Regions from separate parts of the Homo sapiens genome. Here regions 1 and 2 are each linked to region 3. Evidence: read pairs that join two places in POLR2A ChIA-PET (ENCODE). Cell type or tissue: MCF 10A. All regions are shown on one strand.

Region 1 (4,000 bases), 140 kb after region 3:
CTGTACTATTTGTGTTTGTAGTACTATATTTCTGAAAAGATATTTGTCCAAGGACTTACTTCAAAACATCAATTATTAGAATTTTTTAGTCTGTCAGATTTGTCATATCTAATATTGGACTCAACTTTTCTTCTTTTAGACGCTTTATTGACTCCATATTAGTGAGTAGCCTCCTGAAAACTGATTGTATACCTTAATCTGAGGAACAGGTTTACTAGAAGGATGTCTGGAAACACCGGTTCTTTAAAAAGAAAATGAGACTTTCCTATGAGTGTAAACGATATATACTATGTCCCATATACACCTGGCTGCTTTCTCTCCCATTCCTGCTTCCCAGTATCATTTTCCCAAAAGTTAGCTAACGAGAAAGTGCCACCAGCCCCGTGGGCCTGTCCTCCTGTCTTCCCTGTTGATATGTTTTTTAATTCAGAATCAAAAATGGTATTTTAAGAAATGATGTGCTGTTTTGTAGAAGAACAACATATGTGCCTCATGCTTTTTGACAACATTTCTGTTAATGCGGAAAAATGCACATTTATGAGGGATGTCTGTAAACCACAGACCCACACTGAATTTGGAAAATCTATAGGACCATTGGAATGAGAGGTGTCAGCACATGGTGGACAGCCTTGAAGTGGCCTAAATGCTGTCACATTAGACTGAACTGAGCAGAATGAGAATAGTGAATTCTGTTGAAATATATACATGTGTGAAGAACTTTGTCCTGAGTGCATTAAAAGGCTCAGGAAGATGGCACAAGTGAGACTTTATTTTTCCTGCTTATCTCGGGTCAAAGCAAATGCATTTGGTGTTTTTTGTTGTTGTTGTTGTTTTGTTTGTTTGTTTGTTTTGAGACGGAGTTTTGCTCTTGTTGCCCAGGCTGGAGTGCAGTGGCACGATCTTGGCTCACTGCAACCTCTGCCTCCTGGGTTTAAGTGATTCTCCTGCCTCGGCCTTCTGAGTAGCTGGGATTACAGGTGCTCACAACCACACCTGGCTAATTTTTTGTATTTGTAGTAGAAATGGGGCTTCACCATGTTGGCCAGGCTGGTCTCGAACTCCTGATTTCGGGTAATCCGCACGCCTCAGCCTCTTGGCCAAAGTGCTGGGATTACAGGCGTGAGCTCCGTGCCCAGCCCATTCAGTGTTTCTAATGATGCTAAATAGCTCTTAGTATTTTGGCAGTATTCATTTAGTTTAGTGGTTTTCAAACTTTTCTTCTCTTGACCACTTTACATTCTTACAAATTGTCAACAACCCCAGAGAACTTTTGTTTATTTACATGGCTATATTTATTGATATTTGCCATATTTGAAATGGAAGCTGTTTGTAATATTTATTGATTCATTAAAAATAACAAAAATGGCTGGGCACAGTGACTCGTGCCTGTAATCCCAACACTTTGGGAGGCCAAGGCGGGCGGATCACCTGAAGTCAGGAGTTCAATACCAGCCTGACCAATATGATGAAACCCCGTCTCTACTAAAAATACAAAAATTAGTCGGGTGTGGTGACATGCGCCTGTAATCCCAGCTACTTGGGAGGCTGAGACAGGAGAATCGCTTGAACCCAGGAGGTGGAGACTGCAGTGAGCTGAGATTGAGCCATTGTGCTCCAGCCTGGGCAACAAGAGCAAAACTCCATATATATATATATATATATATATTCACATATATATATATATAAAGTCACATATATATATATATAAAGTCACATATATATAAAGTGACTTTTTTTAAACAAAATTTACTACTTTTCAAAACAAAAGTTCAGTGAGGACGGTGGCATTGGTTCACATTTTCACCAGTTGCTTTAAGGTCTGCATTAACAGCTGGATTCAAATAGCTGCTTCTGCATTCCATCTGTTGTAATAATGTTGTTTTGATGGAAGGATATACAGAAAATCTGGCCTGAGACAGATACGGAGTTGGGAAAGGGAAGACTATTTTACTAGGCTTTTCAGATAATTATGGACATTCTTTTTTGATATCAAACCCAAACTCAACAAATGGTAGTTTCTTAAAGGTTAGTTGCAGTATAGAATTGGAAACTACATCAATGAATGTTTTGTTCTCTGTTACATTAAATTCCATTGGTCCGTCTTGTACTTTGAATGGATCTTTTAACCATTCATGATTTCGTAACATTATGCATTAGTCATTTGGAAAATATGGGTTGACTGAGTGATCAGAAAAATCGCTTTCATCAGTATTACTGCTGATCTTATCATAAAAGTATGCAGCTGACAGTCTCGTGATGGTGGATACTAGTTTTTCCAAATCTTAATTTTTTCTTGAAGGCTCAGATTTCACATTGATGACACGTGGCCAGTTGTTTTTCCTGAAGTGACACACTTGCTTGCTTCGCTTTCTGCACATCTGCCACATACCTAAGTCTGAATTACTATAGATTTCCTGTCAATGGTCTTTCATATAAAAATTATGCTCTCCAGCCAGGCACGGTGGCTCATGCCTGTAATCCCAGCACTTTTGGAGGCCGAGGCGGCTGGATTGCTTGAGCTCAGGGGTTTGAGACCAGCCTGGCCAACATGGTGAAACCCCATCTCTACTAAAAATACAAAAATTACCCGGGTGTGGTGGTGCATGCCTGTAATCCCAGCTACTTGGGAGTCTGAGGCAGGAGAATCACTTGAACCTGGGAGGCAGAGGTTGCAGTGAGCAGAGATCACACCACTGCATTCCAGCCTGGGCCACAGAGTGAGATTCTGTCGAAAATAAATAAATAAACAATACAAATGATGCTCCATGAAAGAAGTGGCAGTTTAGCCCTTGACTTCAGGAGCTGCACAAGGACTTTTGTTCCAGGCAGTTGTCCCGCCCTGGAATGCAGTGCTGCGGAAGCGCGTTGGGCGCATTCTCATTTGTCACACAGAGTATTAAGAAGACATGTCCTCGAGGGTTGCCATTGAACAAAATGATGAATTTTCCTGCTTTATCAAGAGGATTTTAAAGCAAAACTGACACTTTGATTTTTAAAAGAATTTTAGAACTTGTATTTTCTTTGTGTATTATTTATTACTGCGAGTGCGTGTGGTAGTAGAGGTGACAATGACTCCTAGTACAGTTTGGCAAGAACCCCGTGGTTCTTGCCCATGTCTCTGCAGTTTTGCAGAGGCAAAACTGTATTTTCCATACAACACACTGTGGAAAAGACAATGAATGTCTTAGTGTTATTAGGACAATCATTTGTCCTTGGGGGCCCGCAGGGGTCCGTGGACTCACTTGTTGAGAACTGCCATCTGCCAAGGCCGTGCGTCCATTTCTGAGTGCTGATCAATGCTTTGTGACCATTTTATCTCACTTAAAGTGAACGAGCACACTCCACTGTTTCTGATGTGTCCGACTGATTTCTGTCCACATTACTAGGATTCCCTCTTTCTCTTCTTTTTCTTCTCTTTTAGCAAGGAAATTTCAACAGTTCCCTTGGCTCAGATGGGTACATGCTCTCGGCCCTGACCTGTGGGATGGCTCCAGTAACTTCTATTACTGAGGGGCTCCAGCAGGTAAGCTCTGCCTAGGCTAGCAATCAGACAGGCCGATGGACAAGAGAAAAACTGCCTTTCATCAAACCTTGATGAGAAGAGGTTAAGGGAAAACTAAGTAACTTTATTTGACAATGTATTTTTATGGAGCTATCAACTTTTCCTCTTCCTCCACCAGGAATGAGTAAATAGGTTAAAGATATAACTTCAGGAATTTAGAATGGCAAGAAGTCTTCAGTGCCGGGCCTTGCAGATAGAGAAATAAAACACCGTATCTGCTGTTGAGGTGTTAACCTGGATTTTCACCTAAGAACCACTGCTCCAATGTGTTTTGAAAATGGAATACTCCTCTAGAGTAAGGGGTAGCCTTGCTTAAAAAGTACTGGGATATTAGACTAGAAAACCTTTTCTAGGTGAATCAGGTCACACACAGCTAAATTTAGTGAGACACGAATCATGGATTAAACAGTTGCTTCGCTTATAGAATGTATTATTTTG
Region 2 (4,000 bases), 690 kb after region 3:
GCTGTATTCCAAACATAAACTGGTAGCTATTCTAAGAGAAAAAAAAAAAATGCATCAAGAAAAAAGGGCAAAAGAAAAGCTTTTCTTCAAGGCTTCAGGTGTCCCCTTAATAGTGCTATTCATGGATCAGAAAAGATACTCATTTCATGAGTGCTGCACAATAGCTTCTTGTTACAATAACCATTACAATATAGCATTTATTGAAAGGCTTGTGGGCTGGGTGTGGTGGCTCACGCCTGTAATCCCAGCACTTTGGGAGGCCAAGGCGGGCAGATCACGAGGTCAGGAGATCGGCACCATCCTGGCTAACATGGTGAAACCCCGTCTCTACTGAAAATACAAAAAAGTTAGCTAGACATGGTGGCGGGCACCTGTAGTCCCAGCTACTCAGGAGGCTGAGGCAGGTGAATGGCGTGAACCCAGGAGGCAGAGCTTGCAGTGAGCCAAGATCACGCCACTGTGCTCCAGCCTGGGCAACAGAACAAGACTCTGTCTCAAAAAAAAAAAAAAAAGAAAAAAAAAAGAAAGGCTTGTGGGGAGCAGAATCAAGACCTAGTAACTATACGTGACTCATCTTTTTTTTTTTTTTTTAAAACTCTGAAAACAAATACTTTTAACTCACTAAGTTTTAGCATGAGTACCATTGATGGGTATCATTTCTATCTTCTGGCAAGAACAGTATTTTATTGGTCCCTAAATTATTTAAAGATTCTCATAAACTCTCATCAAAGTGATTTACTTATGAGAGCTGGAAGCAACCCAAACTATGGCTAAGTGTTTAAAACATTATAAAAGTAAATAAATTAATTTTACTACAGCACAAACAGATGTCAAAAAACAGACCACTGGAAGTCAAAAAACAAATAGCGCTTTGCCCCGAAAACATCTGATCTTAATCTGTCAAAAATTACCACTGCACTGCCTTTTGCTATGCCATCTTTAACACCGCCAAGAGTCACTACCCCTTGTTATTTCTCCTTCCCTCAAATAATTTACAGGTAAGAATTTATAGGATAGGAGATTTATCCCTATCTTACCTAGGGATAGATATTAAAGTCAGTGAATAGGATAAAATCACATATTATTGAAATTATTGCTGTAAATTCCTTCATTTGTGAATTCTGTCACATATATAACACTTATAGTTAATATAAAAGATGGAGTGCATATAGCTGAATTCATGTAAATTAAATTTGTATATAATATGTCTGCACTGTACTAAGATACTTTTAAGCAAGAATATATATGGCAGAGAGAGCCCCATTATTTAGTATTGAATCCTTCACAGTAAGTCACATCTTTTTAGGTGATAATATTGTGTGGCAACCCTGAATTATTCCACCCAATTAAAAAATCCAATTGAGTTAAACTATTACATCTTGCTCCTTACACCTTAGTCTATGTCTGGTGCCTCTGTTCTCTCTCCACAACCCTTACTTGGTTCAGCAGAAGAGGCTTGCCACATGTTCACAAATACAAGCAAAAATCAGGATTAGGAGACACCTGCACAGGCAGACTCATGCCTCTTGGCAGACATCCTCCAGTTGAGCAAGAGGAGCATCAGTAAAGTGAAGAGGAAATAGGCAGCGAAGTGTTTGCGTAAATATGTAACAAAGACAAACCCCTTTGGCATCTGAAAAGCATGAAATCAAAAGTATGGCTGAAAACATATTACAATAGGACTTAGGACAACAGAGAATTCATGACCATAACAAAAAAGAATGTGAAACAATGACAAGTCACTGAACCTCCAACACTGCTACCAAGTGTTATTTGTGATGGAGGCAACTGGCACTTTCTTACAAAACTTTTATTAGTCACTAAAACAGTTTCTTAGGGGAATCTTCATTCCAATCAGCAAGACTCACAGCTAAAAATTTCTCATATGTATTCCAAGCTAATGAAAATCTGGTGAATATAGGCCCTTTTTAAGAAAATACAATAAATCAAAGTTATCTTCATGAGGCTATGTTTCTAATGAACATGCAGCATTAAAACTGGAGCTTAAAATGCAGAAGACAGTTTGACTATAAATTAAAATCACACATATTTAACATAATTAATTTGGTGGAAAAAAAAAATCATCTTATCCCAGGTGGGAGGGTAGAGATATACCTCTAATCACACTGTTTTTCACATGGAGCCAGAAAGAGGAATACAAAACCACTCCAGAACCCAGTGACTCTCACAAGTGAAGGTGAGCGTCAGAGAAACAGGCAGCAACAGGTCACCAGGGCAGGAAAGGCCTGATGTGGAGCCAGGAGCCAAAACTGAGAGCCCAGTGATAGAGCCAGGTTAGACAGGAACAAGACATAGCATTTCCAAACACGTAAGATGAAGCAGACACCTGTCTACTGTCCATGGCGAGGCCCTGGTAGGCAGGTTAGGTGAGCAACCCACATTAAGGCAAGACATGAAATGGAGAGAAAATTTGTCCAAAGCCACATCAAAGTTATAATCATTTAGACTGATGTACAAACTTTTCTAAGACCATCAATTATTGAGTATCTACGGAGCACTTTATATACCTTATCTAATTTACTTAAGCTCTCCCAAAAATCTTATGAGGCAAATATAAAATTTCAACAATTTTTAAATTAAGGAAACTAAGATTTAGAAGAGTTACATAGTTTTCCCAAACTCAAATAGTCAAATAAGTGGTAAAGCTAACCTTTGAGCCAAGGCCTTTTGGATTCCAAAGCCAGTGTTCTCAAGAATAAACCCAAATGTCTAAATGCATGCTTTTCCCATTGAAACACACAACCTGGAAGGTTAAAGTTACTGGCAGCATCCTGTTGTTAAGAGTTCCACTGGCATTGAAAACTGTGTTATGTATCACACTAACCAAGAAGCTGGAGAGGATATGAGGTATCATATAGCATGAGGGAATCCAAGGACCACAAGGTGTATTGTTGAGATGCATCAGTATACAGTAAGGAAGACTCCTTAATCAAAATGCTGCCAGCACATGCAAATAAAGAATTTGACAAACTACAGCAGAGGTTCTCCAAGCATGGTTCTTGGATCAGCAGTGATATAACCTAAGGACTTCTTACAAACCCAAGTTCTCAGGTCCCACTCCAGACCTACTGAATCAGAAACTCAGGGTGGGGAGCAGCAATCCATGTTTTAACAAATCCTAAGGTGATTCTGATGAGCACTGAACTACAGAACACGGAATGGAACATTCAGCATTCTATAAGATTTCTTAAAACTGATGCATATCTAATGTCAATGAAGAATGATATGAACCTTAAGTAAAACTGATGTGCTAAAGTAGGACACATGAGGCCAAGTCAATCATAAAATTCTCAAATGACTTCCAAAGAAGAAAAAGGTTGAGAACCTTCAAACTGTGAGAAGGCCAAATAAGTATCCTTAAGACAAAACTTTATTATCCACTTAAATAATACTGCCAATTTTTAAATCAATATGCCCAATAAATCATGTACAGTATTTCTTATTGCAGCCACTAACAAAAATGAAAACAAACAAAAACTGAAATAAACTAGACCACTTCTGAATCCTTCAGATGTTTTAATGTTCAGTTAAGTAAAACAAACTCGACTATTCCTTCTTGAAAAGCGTAATGGTAACTGGACAACTATCATATATACCACATACGCATACAACCTATAAAAATTCCCACAAGCGCAAAATGACTGGTTCTTGCCCAGAATTACATAATTATACACTGTTAAAAAAAGACTAACATTTGAGACCATTTCATTCAACTCTATTATTTTATAAATTAGGGAACTGAGGGCCAAAATATTCATGTGGACAGTTGGCTACTGGCAGAACTAAAACCAGAGGCTGGGCTTCCTGACCTCCAGCCCAGAGAGCTCTCAATCTACCAGCCTGCCTCAGCCAAGCTTTAACTCAAAAAAAACAGAACACATGGCCTGATGATACTTCAGCAAGTCCCAAAACACCTCTGGAATTAATCGAAACTTAAAACCAAAAGAAGAGTATTATTTAGCTACATTAAAGAATTGAT
Region 3 (4,000 bases):
AGTCTCAGGTGTAACATCATTGACAAAACACACTGTTGATTTAGGCAAAATTGCAGGAAAAAAAAAAGTGGTTCCCATTCAGTGGAAAGAGTATTAAAACTGTGATTCTATTTGACTGAGAAGACCCATTTCCCAGTAATATTCTTTTCCACGGCAGCCAAAATTTTAAGTTCTTTAGAATTCTACCTAAAAAGACACTAGAAAACAGAAAAGTGGGAGAGGATGGAGTTATACAAGCAGTTCACATTTTTTAAATTACAGAATTTCAAACTAGTTTCTGGAGAACATGCCTGCTGATTAATTTTAGGAAAGAGTGGCCTCAATAAAGTCTTCTGCATTCAATAGGTTTCTACTCTGCTTCCCTGTTTTAACTGGACATTTTGATTGGAGTCTGTGATTGACTGAATAAGCATTTTTTGAGTGTGTCAGACCCTGGGCAAGACCCAGAATAAGACCTAACTATGGATCTCAAGCCGACTACAGTTTAGCTTTGCATTTCTATAAGTCAGATACCTACACTAATTGTTATACTGTAAAAAAAAAAAAAAAAAAAAAAAAAAAACATACATCCTGAAGGAAATGCCTGGAAAGAACAAAGTTGTCATGTCAATTATGTTAACAAGTGGACTTAGAAGCATCAGACTTATAAGAAAAAAGGTTCTACTCATACTAATAACTCAGAGAGCAACAACATAAAAATAACAATATGGTGTTATTATCCTGTTATAATCTTCAGTCTCTTGCCTCATGAAAAGCTTTTTATGTGGGCCCATGAATAGTCAACTCCAGAGTATTTTTGATCTCCCTTCTTCTTGATGAACTTTGAACCTATAAGAAGCAGATATAAGGCCAGATTTTATAGTTTTCTATATGATATACTATACAATTCACTTATTATGTTTACTGTTGATGGCCTCCTTCAGCTGAAATCTAAGCAGATTTTTTTGGTCTGTTTTTTTCACTGATGTAGTCCAAGAACTTAGAATAGTATCTGGCACATAGTGGGTACTTAGCACATAGTGGGTAGAGAATGAATGAGTGGGAAATAACCCTACCCGACAGGAATTCAACTAAGGATGAATTCAACCCAAAATTTGAAGTCAGTTTGACATTTCCTTAAATACCAGCTACCTTTCCTCCAGTTCTCTTTGTATATGAAGACCAGTACATCTGATTCATCCCAAACACTTTACATTTGTAAAATAAATGATTCTTTTTTTTTTTTTTTTTTTTTTTTTTTTTTTTTTTTTTTTGAGACGGAGTCTCGCTCTGTCGCCCAGGCTGGAGTGCAGTGGCACGATCTCGGCTCACTGCAAGCTCCACCTCCTGGGTTCATGCCATTCTCCTGCCTCAGCCTCCCAAGTAGCTGGGACTACAGGCGCCCGCCACCATGCCCAGCTAATTTTTTTTTTATTTTATTTTTTAGTAGAGACGGGGTTTCACCTTGTTAGCCAGGATGATCTTGATCTCCTGACCTTGTGACCCACCTGCCTCAGACTCCCAAAGTGCTGGGATTACAGGCGTAAGCCACCGCACCCAACCAAATAAATGATTTATTTAAAAAAATTTAGTGACAAAGAATACACCTGTTTGTAGGAAAAAGCATTTGCTCTATAATTTCAAAAATAATCCATAATGTTTTCCCCTCTCTTTATTTGCCACAAAAACCATTTTATTGACTATATATTTAAAAGAGTAGATTTTTTGGAGGGGAGATACATAGCTCAAAGAATGAATTATTCATTCATTCATTATACAATTGTATGAAGCAATAACTTCCTCTAGTTCAACACAAGTAATCATTGGACTAAATATTTAATAACCTAGGAGACTGTTTTGTTGGTGCTTTTTCTTACCTATAGGTTGAAGCTTTGCAAATATTATACTTGATTACTCAGCATCGAGGCTGAGGGATGATTTGACACACCCAGCCACTCCCAGGAACAAATGAAAGGAGCTTTGTTCTAGCATGTGCCTCTCGCTTTCTCTCTCTCTCTCTCTCTCTGTCTCGCTCTCGCTCTCACTCAATCTCTCTCTTTTCCTAAGAGAAGTTTCAGCCACAAATTCTCAGCATTCTCCCCGGATTCCTACAAATCATCAAGTGATTTTTTTCTTCACTAATAAAGGTGATTCCCACTAATTCACATGATGCCTCTCCCATACAATAGTGGAATCATATTAGCTGTCCACGTTTCCAGCCATTCACAGTTGACTATAAAGGATCCTAACTAGTCACTGTGGACTATTATGTCTTTTCACTTGTGGAGAAACTGAGTCAGGGAAGATAAAGTGACTGCTTTAAAGTTTCTGACTGAGATGGAAAAAAAACTATTTTAAAAGCCCCAGATTTATAATTCTTTTTCCTAACTACTCTATTTTGAGGATTTATTTCATACTTTTTGTCTTTTCAACTTCTGGTGTTTGTCTAGAAGAAATTTTATATTAAATGATAAACTGTACTATATTACAGAAAACAGGCTGTGTGAAATTTTCTAAGAAGCAAACTTAAGAGAAAAAAAAAAAGACCACAGTGAAAAAAAATAGAGTTAAACAGGACCCCAGAGTTAAACCAAAACCAGATAGTAGAAGTGGCACAATTTGCCTCTAAAATGCTTCGTTAACCAGGCGCGGTGGCTCACACCTGTAATTCTAACACTTTGGAAGGCCAACACAGGAGGATCACTTGTGTTCAGAGTCTGAGACCAGCCTGGGCAACACAGCAACACACAGTCTCTATTAAAAATATATATGAATAAATAAAATGCTTAATACTATGCGTAAAGGCATATCTGAGCAAAAAATTGAGTGACAAATCCCTTAGGCCACTGCACTCCAACGTAGGTGACAAGAGCGAAATTCCGTCTCAAAAAAAAATTATTTTATATATTTTCTTCAAGTCCTCTAAATATCTAATTTGCTAATACAAAATTAAGCAACCCTTAAGTGCTTTATAACAAGAAGCAGAAGCTCCTAATTTCTACTGGCTTATTGCAACCTCTGCCTTCCGGGTTCAAGGGATTCTCCTGCCTCAGTCTCCCAAGTAGCTGGGACTACAGGCATGTGCCACCATGCCCAGCTAATTTTTGTATTTTTAGTAGAGACGGGGTTTTGCCATGTTAGCCAGGCTGGTCTCAAACTCCTGACCTCAGGTGATCCGCCCGGCTGGGGCTCCCAAAGTGCTGGGATTGCAGGTGTGAGCCATCGCGCCTGGCCTAAACAATTTTAATAATAGTTATTTCTGGCTGGCAAAATTAAAGATTATTTTTCCATATCCTTGGCATATCTTGCAAATTTTCAACAATCACCATATATCATTTCTTATGATTAAAAAGTTGCATTTCTTAAGCAGTGGAAATTCCAGAGCATCTTTGTGAGGCATAAGACCTCTCAGCTGCACAACAGAAGCTGACGTCGTCCTGAGATGAGCACGTCATCTTGGCACACCACCCCTACCGCCACCCACACCCCAGGTGAGCCGGGTTGAGGAGAGCCCAAGCCCGGGGCTCTGGGGTGCTCAGGAGCACCTCCGAGAGTGTCAGCCCCCGCAGGGGAGAGCTGCTCAAATGGGAACACGCCTGACTTCTTTCTCCCTCCTCCTCCCTTCTCCTCCTCTGTACCATCAGCCAGTGTGCTGACTCAGTTGCAGGCCATGATCTCTGCCTTGATAGGTGATGCAACTGAAATGTGCCAAGGAGAAGCGCAGCTCTTCGCTAAAGCAAGCTTGCTTCCACTAAGTCCAAACCTTGTTTCCAAATGGTGAAGAACATACACCCACAGCGCCTTGTGTGAGCATTTTTTAAAGTCATACGAGGAAGACCTTTTATACATGCTTTGCAGTAACACTTTATGTAAGGTCTATTTTCATCCCAGTTTATAAATGAAAAGGAAAAACATGCAGATGCCTAGGGCTATTGAGTAACTTCCCCCAGGTCACAACGTTAGTGAATGGTAGAACCCGATTTAAATCCAGGTAGCATTCTTAACAAACATACTATATCCA

What was found. Peaks named below come from ENCODE experiments on the same cell type or tissue, not always from the same donor. Only the 100,000 strongest peaks of a DNase experiment are listed, where the experiment ranks them.
Region 1: POLR2A ChIA-PET joins it to region 3 with 7 read pairs; 3 of 35 experiments call an interaction of 5 or more read pairs at or near these places.
Region 2: POLR2A ChIA-PET joins it to region 3 with 5 read pairs; 1 of 35 experiments calls an interaction of 5 or more read pairs at or near these places.

Annotation. Positions count from the first base shown.
Region 1 is chr18:63,334,780-63,338,779 of GRCh38, reverse strand. It overlaps KDSR (3-ketodihydrosphingosine reductase), which reads left to right. Exons shown (of 10, transcript NM_002035.4): 9 at 3,422-3,523. Among named protein-coding and RNA genes, the nearest start is that of BCL2, 17 kb to the right of the region's middle. In MCF 10A, no CTCF peak of the experiment used is centred here; a DNase peak (open chromatin) is centred at 2,149.
Region 2 is chr18:62,779,742-62,783,741 of GRCh38, reverse strand. All of the region lies in intron 1 of PHLPP1 (PH domain and leucine rich repeat protein phosphatase 1), which reads right to left. Among named protein-coding and RNA genes, the nearest start is that of PHLPP1, 66 kb to the right of the region's middle. In MCF 10A, no CTCF peak of the experiment used is centred here; a DNase peak (open chromatin) is centred at 1,541.
Region 3 is chr18:63,470,540-63,474,539 of GRCh38, reverse strand. No RefSeq gene overlaps it. Among named protein-coding and RNA genes, the nearest start is that of SERPINB5, 4.4 kb to the left of the region's middle. In MCF 10A, no CTCF peak of the experiment used is centred here; DNase peaks (open chromatin) are centred at 1,939 and 3,659.